2 separate regions of the Homo sapiens genome follow, and region 2 is linked to region 1. A link is an interaction called in ENCODE POLR2A ChIA-PET data of the cell type or tissue named here. Cell type or tissue: CD4-positive, alpha-beta T cell. All regions are shown on one strand. Each heading gives the region's core, and the rest is flanking DNA. Links, peaks and the distances in the headings are about the cores only.

What was found. ChIA-PET counts read pairs that join two places held together with the same protein. Peaks named below come from ENCODE experiments on the same cell type or tissue, not always from the same donor. Only the 100,000 strongest peaks of a DNase experiment are listed, where the experiment ranks them.
Region 2: POLR2A ChIA-PET joins it to region 1 with 5 read pairs; 10 of 35 experiments call an interaction of 5 or more read pairs at or near these places.

The regions. Positions count from the first base shown.
Region 1 is chr15:52,501,411-52,505,814 of GRCh38, forward strand. The region is part of intron 1 of MYO5A (myosin VA); the gene reads right to left. It also overlaps the pseudogene EEF1B2P1. Among named protein-coding and RNA genes, the nearest start is that of MYO5A, 25 kb to the right of the region's middle. In CD4-positive, alpha-beta T cell, for the core only: no CTCF peak of the experiment used is centred there; a DNase peak (open chromatin) is centred at 2,561; H3K27ac peaks cover 551 bases.
Region 2 is chr15:52,552,858-52,557,261 of GRCh38, forward strand. It overlaps ARPP19 (cAMP regulated phosphoprotein 19), which reads right to left. Exons shown (of 3, transcript NM_006628.6): 2 at 4,243-4,365. Among named protein-coding and RNA genes, the nearest start is that of ARPP19, 14 kb to the right of the region's middle. In CD4-positive, alpha-beta T cell, for the core only: no CTCF peak of the experiment used is centred there; no DNase peak of the experiment used is centred there.

The sequences.
Region 1 (4,404 bases), core at 328-4,327:
GCAACATTGTGAGGCCCCGTTTCTACAAAAAAATACAAAAATTAGCTGGGCGTGGTGGTGTGTCTGTAGTTCCAGCTGCTTGGGAGACTGAGGTGGGAGAATTGCTTTAGCCCAGGAGTTCAAGGCTGCAGTGAGGTATGATTGTGCCACTGTACTCCAGCCTGGATGACAGAACAAATCCCTGGCTCTAAATAATAAAAATAAAAATAAGATAAAATTGAAAAAGGAATATATTTGTTTACACTACTTGAAAAAAGAAAATATTTGTTTTTTTCTGATTATAAAAGAATGTATGTTGATTATAACAATTCAGATATTACATAATTGAATAAAGTATTAATAGAAAATGAAAATCTCCCAAAACCCTCTTGCCCACAGAAAAAAATATTTTAAGCAGTCTAAACAGTCTAGTATAAACTTCCATAACATAGGCATACACACAGACACACACACACATACATATACTACACACACACACACACACACACACACACACACACTGTATTTTACTTTTCTCTATTTAACAATATATCCTAGACATTTATCCATATTAATATGAGATGCTGTTAATTATCTTTTTTAAATAGTGGTCAAGATAGTATTTATATATATAAACTAATATTAAATTTTTGTTTGGGAGGCCAAAGCGGGCAGATCACCTGAGGTCAGGAGTTCCAGACCAGCCAGGCCAGTGAAACCTCGTCTCTACTAAAAATATAAAAATTATCCGGGCATGGCGGCACACACCTGTAATCCCAACTACTCAGGAGGCTGAAGCAGGAGAATTGCTTGAACCTGGGAGTCAGAGGTTACAGTGAGCCAAGATCGCGCCACTGCACTCCAGCCTATGCAACAGAGTGAGACTCCATCCCAATACATATATACATACATACATACATACATAAATTTTTGAAATTCACAAAACCTGACAAAATGGATTCTAATTAGATCAGAAGTACTTCAGGGTCTAACACTGAACAACAGAGAGTAGAGACAAAATATAAAATAAAGCTCGTAATTATTCTGTATCATTTGTACATAAGATCTAAATATTTAATAGTGCTGTAATTGCAGACTTGCCATATTTACCTATAGTGCATTTACAAACTCTCTTTCTCACTCCAAACCAGAAATAATATAACCTCTGACCATACCACATCTATAGAAGTGTCTGATCAGTAAGGCCAGCCATTTCCAAAACTTTTAGTAAGAGAACAGAGAGGATACCAACCTAGTTGACAAATGTAAAAGGCAGATGAACACATACAGGGGTTTGCAAGTGTCAGCCTCCATTTAAAGTAATCAATTCTCTCATTGTGCCATTAGTAAATAACATTTTGGTTGATTTCTTCAGTTACACAAAGAATTAGTGTCTTCCTTTATGATTAAGGAAACAGAGATTGCCTTGTAAGTCTCAGCAAACGATACAAATTTAAGTACAAGTTGAAATCCTGTCATTTGGAGCAACATGGATAGAACCAGAGGTCATTATGTTAAGTGAAATAAGCCAGGCACAGAAAGACAAATATCACATGTTCTCATTCATATGTGAGAGCTAAAAAAGTAGGTCTCATGAAGACAAGAGAGTAGACTGGTGGATACCAGAGGCCAGGCAAGGTAGCAGGGACGGGGAGATAAAGAGAGGTTGATTAATGGGCACAAATATTAATATACAGTTTGATAGAAGAAATAAGATCTAGTGTTCAACAGATCAGTGGGATAACTACAGGTTACAATAATCTACTGTATATTTCAAAATAGCTAACAGACTAATTTGAATGTTTCTAGCATAAAGAAAAAACAAATAGGGAAGGTGATGGCTATCCCAATTACACTGATTAGATCTTTATAAATTATATCAATGTATTAAATTATAACATTACCCGCAAAATATGTACATCTATTATGTATCAATAAAAAATAAATTTAGGCTGGGCATGGTGGCTCACACCTGTAAATGCCAGCACTTTGGGAGGCCAAGGTGGGAGGATCTCTTGAGTCAAGGAGTTCAGGACAAGGAGTTCAGCCTGGGCAATATAGTGAGATGCTGTCTCTAAAAAAAAAAATAAAGAAATTTGCCAGGCATGGTGGCGCATATCTGTAGTTCCAGCTACTCAGGAGGCTGAAGTGGGAGGATCACTTGAACCTGGGAGGATGATGCAGTGAGCTAAGATTGTGCCATTGCACACCAGCCTGGGTGACAGAGCAAGACCATGTCTAGGAAAAATAATAATAAATTTACAAAAATAAATTTTAGAAACAACAAAACTGAATGAAATAAAAACTGAATCAAAAAAATTAAGTAAGTGGAAACTTATTATGTTCGTCTCCTGATATGGTCAAATTTTCTTAATTTCCTAACTACTTTTTTTCCACAAGGGTCCTATGTATTTTCTCACTTCTAAGAGGTATTATCTACCTCTACTTTAACTTTCCATACCAAATGAACAAATTTACCAAACATTTTACCATTAATCTAAAACTTAACAGGAATGGGTTAGCACATGATCGACATTGCTTTACCATCAACTTCACATAAGTGTTCAGAAACCAGGCGGAAGTGAAACCCTAAGTTGAAGGAGCTTTTAACGCTTGCATGAAAATTTTCTAGACCTTCAAAGGCTGTTGCTGCTGTTTCTCCTTCTTTTTTTTTTTTTTTTTTTGCCTTTTTAAATATCTTGTTCTCTTCTTTCCCCCACTGAAATTCAAGAATTTGCAGATACCATAAACTTGGGATATCCTAGAAACAACCATGGTTAGAAAACTGATATGTTTCTACACACTCATCCTTTAATTGATGTCCTCCACCCACTCACTCTTACTCATACCCAGCTAGCTTCTCCCATATTATTGAAACTTCAATCCTTGCCTCTGTCATGTTCAGGTTTCTAAGCCTGGGGAAGATAACACTTTAAAATGCCGTAAGTACAGTGGGAAAGGACTGAGGAGGTAGCCAGAAAACCTAGAAATTATGACTAGGACTGGATTCTTTGGCATTAATACCCATGTTTTGCAATGTCCAAAGCATGACTAGAATTGATCTTTCACCCCCGAATGCTGTCATATTCCCATATTACCTGTATTTCTGTGCCTAAATAACACCATATAGACAAATTCTCCAATTTTATATTAACTTTATTCACATTGAAGCTGCCACATCTTACATTAGGAATGCTTTCAGCTACAAGGAACAGAAAAGTCTGACAGAACGCTGGGCGAGGTGGCTCACGTCGGTAATCCCAGCATTTTGGGAGACCAAGGCGGGTGGATCGCGAGGTCAGGAGTTCAAGACCAGATGGTGAAACCCTGTCTCTACTAAAAATACAAAAATTAGCCGGGCATGGTGGCGGGCACCTGTAATCCCAGCTACTCAGGAGGTTGAGGCAGAGAATTGCTTGGACCCAGCAGGCAGAGGTTGCAGGGAGCTGAGATCGCACCACTGCACTCCAGCCCGGGCGACACAGCGAGACTCCATCTCAAAAAAAAAAAAGAAAAAAGAAAAGTCTGACAGGTAGGTTAAACTCTTAGGAGTTTGTATCCTTAACAAGAAGTCCAGAGAAGGTTATCTCGGGGCTATTCTGGCAGCTCAATAATGTCGTTAAGAACTCAGACTCGGCAGTTCCCATTATCTTCGGGAGCTGTGGAGGTAGGAATTTAAGACAGGCCCATTTTATTAATTTATTTTCAAATGCAACAAAAGGTCCAAGGACAATCTGTGGGCCACTTAATTCAGGGCCCTCAATTCGTACATGGAGAACTCTCAGATACAGCCAAAGCCATGGGTTTTGGAGACCTGAAAAGCCCCGCCGGCCTCCAGGTGCTCAATGATTACCTGACAGACAAGAGCTACATCAAGGGGTATGTGCCATCACAAGCAGATGTGGCAGTATTTGAAGCAGTGCCCCGCCCACTGCCTGCCGACTTGTGTCATGCTCTATGTTGGTATAATCACATCAAGTCTTACGAAAAGGAAAAGGCCAGCCTGCCAGGAGTGAAGAAAGCTTTGGGCAAGTATGGTCCTGCAGATGTGGAAGACACTACAGGAAGTGGAGCTACAGATAGTAAAGATGATGATGACATTGATCTCTCTGGATCTGATGATGAGGAAGAAAGTGAAGAAGCAAAGAGGCTAAGGGAAGAACGTCTTGCACAATATGAATCAAAGAAAGCCAAAAAACCTGCACTTGTTTCCAAGTCTTCCATCTTATTAGATGTGAAATCTTGGGATGATGAGACAGATATGGCGAAATTAGAGGGCGTCAGAAGCATTCAAGCAGACGTCTTAGTCTGGGACTCATCTAAACTAGTTCCAGTGGGATACAGAATTAAGAAACTTCAAATACAGTGTGTAGTTGAGGATGATAAAGTTGGAACAGATATGCTGGAGGAGCAGATCACTGCGTT
Region 2 (4,404 bases), core at 208-4,207, 51 kb after region 1:
TCAGAGGTCAGGAGTTTGAAACCAGAACGGCCAATATGGTGAAACCCCGTCTCTACTAAAAATACAAAAATTAGTCGGTTGTGGTGGCAGGTGTCTGGAATCCCAGCTACCCTGGAGGCTGAGACAAGAGAATCGCTTGAACCCGGGGTGTGGAGGTTGCAGAGAGCTGAGATTGTGCCACTGCACTCCAGCCTGGGCGACAGAGCAAGACTCTGTCTCAAAAACAAAAAAACCAACCCCCCCATAATTATAGTTATTAAAACTATTATTTACAGTTCCTGGTATTCTGTTATTTAGAACAAGTGTTTCTGCAAGAATTTAAATCATACTTATTTGAACTAGAGCAGTTTACCAAAAATTAAGGTAAAAATATAAATATTAGAGTAATGAAAGAAATAAACTCACTAGAAATTATTACTTAAAATGCATATCCCTACTCCACACCTCCTCCATTTTTCACAGAGAGACATGAAGTATGACTACTGCTTTTTTTTTAGCTGCCCTTTACCACTAACATGCAAATTGTGATGAGAGCTAAACATCAACCTTAATACAACTAACCTACTTGACTTCCAGAGCAAAAACATAAATTTGCCTGGGTTCTAACTTACACCTATCATGCTGAGCCCATCTTTACTGAGTGCCTGCTATATGTGAGGCACTATGTGAGAGCTGGAGTCAGATACAAAGATGGGACAATAGTCAAGTAAATCAACAATTACAATACTGCCTTAAGCACACACAGTGCTATATGGTGCTCAAAGAAGGGGGCTCTAATCTCAGTCTTGGGTTGGCAAAGGAAATAATCCAGGTATGAAACAAGGGCTTGGACAAAGGGTGAAGGGGAAGAAAACAGATAATATTTATGGAATCTTAAGCTAATATCTTCAGGGATACTTCATGTGATAAAACAAAATAGCTAGGAACTCACAGCTTAGTATAAGACTATTGAGTGGCCTGAGGAAAAAGTCTCATTGGCTGCTTTCCTCCACCACTTTTTGATAAGCCAGACCTGGTCTATGGCCCAAAGGCCTAAAGACAGAAACTGCTTTAATGTATTACTGTATATGTACCATACGGAACAGTAACAAGGAACCCTGGAACAGGCCCATCTAAAGCTTTCTGCAGCTTCACTTCTGTATGTTTTAAAATGAGCAGACAGAAAAACCTCAGAATTGTGATGCACTGTAATATATTAAAAAGCTATTTCTGAATTTTGTAGCCTCTAGAGGAGAACAAAGCAGCCTGCCAAATTTCTTATTTTGTCAGAAGCACATACTGAGAAATTTAACACACATGTAAATTTTAGGCAGATTTTCCCCCTATGTAATAAACGCAGTTTCTAATGTAAGTAATTTTATAGTAAGCAAAAGTTCATCACAAGGGGGTCTCAATTAACTGTAGATTAGGCTACTCTGCTTGGGGGAAAGGAATTAAATTTAGTGTGACTAGAGATAAAACTAAAATCAATGCCTGACAATTAGAATTGCCCTAAAAAGGAAAAGGTTACTGCAAAAGGCAGAGATTCAGCAAAGACAATAAAACAACAAAGATGTCAGAGAAAGAAGCTAATGCTTTAAGATAGAGAAGTGAACTAATGTTTATCAAATTGGGATCCACAGATAACAACGATGATGATATGTCTTTAACAATCTCTAAATTTCATGAGTTTGTAATGAAAATATTTAAAAATTAATTATGATCTAGATGACAATCTTATAAAAGCCTCCTCTCACACAAATTTATGGGCCATACTTACATCAGCATTTACAACTACACTGACACTAAGTGATCACCTAAAGTGGTAATGTTCAACTTTAAAGCCATGTTTCTTACAACTGGATTCTCTGTTTTCTAGGGACTTCACAACCCCTACAAATATGAAAAAACAAAACAAAAAGCAAAAAGAAATAAAAAATGTAAAAACAGGCCACACAGCTTCTTGATATCCCTCCCAGCTCTGATAATCTATGTAGTCATGTGTACACAGTCATATTGTTAAAAGCCTAATAATAACATTAACCTCATAATAACATTAATGAGTACAACACAAGAAGAGACCTATTATAATAATCATAATATCTAATCAAACCTTCTCAAATTAAGAAGCTACTTAAAGATGCTAAGGTAATTTGTCAAGTTTGCTAACTAGTGATAGAGGAAAATTAAAACCCAGAACCTGTGATCCAGAGTTTTAAAAAAAATCAAAACTTCATATAAAATAACTTATTCACTGACATTCTGTTATAATACAGAATCATTAAAGAGCTCACTTCTCAAATTCTATCTACTTATTTCTTGATTCAGTAGCATTTTCTTCATTCTCAACTATTTATATCTACAACACCAACTCCAAGATACAATGTATATGAAATCTGACTTGAAGATACTTAAAAATAAATAGTTCAAGCTAGAGAAAAATTACAGTGACAATTGGCCCAATGTTGGAAGAAAGCCTATTAGCCAAGGTTATGCTGGAGATTAGCAAAGAAAATATTTCCTAAACAATAATCAAATCAAAATAATTTAATAGCCAAAGATTAAATAATTTATCTCATAACTAAAAACACAGTTGTCATTCTACTTCTTCTATTTATCCCCTATATTATGATCTTTATGTTCTAAAATAACCACATAATACTATTTTATTGACTTACTTCAATTTATTTAATCATTTCTCTGCTGTTGAATAGTGGTGCTGCTACTAATTATAGTTATAAGCTATAAGGAGGACCTTCCAACTTGGAAGACTTTCCTTGTACTGAATTATACTCTTAGATTAATAAATAAGAGATTATTGATTTGAAGAACATTTTTATAAACCTTAATCCATACCCTGTTCTGAAACGAGTAATAATTTTTAATGTTTAAACACAACAAAGAGCATATTAGTTTCATTCAACTTCAACCTTAGCAATAGGTATTATTTTAAACATTTTTGCAATTTAGTTATATAAATACTATGATGTAATTTGCATTTCACTGATGTCTATAATATATAAACATTTCTCTGTTTTTTATATTTCCTGTTAAAATCCTTTATCCAGGAGCACCTTAAGTGTTTTTCTTGTACACTTAAAAGTTCCCTTTCATATATTTAAAAGTTTCTGTATGTATTTTAGACATTAACTAACATTTTTGTAATAACTTCCCTACTTGATTATATATTTCATGGTACGGGAGTTTTACATCTTCATAAATTTGGTGTCATTATTCCATCATCCTAGTATTTCAAAGCTGTGAATATTATTCTTTCATGTAAGATTAAAAATACCATTCTATTTTTTGCCACTTTAAAACAATCCATATGTACCTAGAGCTAATACACACACAGACGTGTTTTAAGCAAGGAGCCGATATCAGTATATGAATGTATTTAAGGAGAAACATGATTTAGCATCTCATTCAACAATTCTCTTCCGTAAGTAGTATTTCATCCTTCCCTGTATAGTAAGTAATTTGAATATGCTTAAGCTGAAGATGGAACTCTCTAATTTTTTACAGCAAAGGAAGGGGTCACAGGACAATACTTAGGGAACAAACAGGCCAGCATTATCTCAATCTCATTATTGAGAAATAATGGTATCTACCTCGCAAAACATGGCAAGAATTTGAAAATAATATCTTCAGTAATTTGAACTATGAAAATGAAAATGTTTAAATTGTATTAGAGTAAATCTGACTGTGAAACATATTACATAAAGGAGATAGCTGTGCATTTATTAAGTGATCATTTCATCCAAATAAGTATTTTAAGCTTTTGAATGTTGTGTGGGAATCACCTGCAAAAAATATGGAAGTTTCAAAATATGGGCAGAAGGATAAACACCAGCTTCTGGATAGTGGCTGCTTTTGGAGAGATAAGGGAAAGGGCTCATATTTACATATAGGGTGGGTTTCAACAGTATCTACAACATTTTCTTTCTTAAGAAAGATAAAACTGAAACCAACATGGCAAAATATAAACATTAAATCTGGGAAGGGGTATATGGGTTCTGTTATATCTGCACTATTTCTACATGCTTTAAATAGTTTATTATTAAAAATGCTGAAGAGTTGTAGATTCTCACAATGCTTATTTATAAACTGCAAAATATTGGAAAAACCCATTACAGATACATATACACATATGTACATACCTGATAAAGTACAATGCTATACGCACAGATATCCGTTTCACAATCTGTCAGCATACTGAGTTTGTAGGGCTTAAGTATTTGGAAATTACCCATGAGAACTTACCCCTTTCTGCAACCGTTTCCTTAAGAAATCTGAACCTCCAGGCTTTTGTCCCAGATGAGGATATCTTGCTTTTAATTTTGCTTCTTCTGCTTTCTCTGGACTAGTCACTTTATCTTCCATTTCCTAAAATAATTTCAAATAAATTACTTCTCTATTACAACT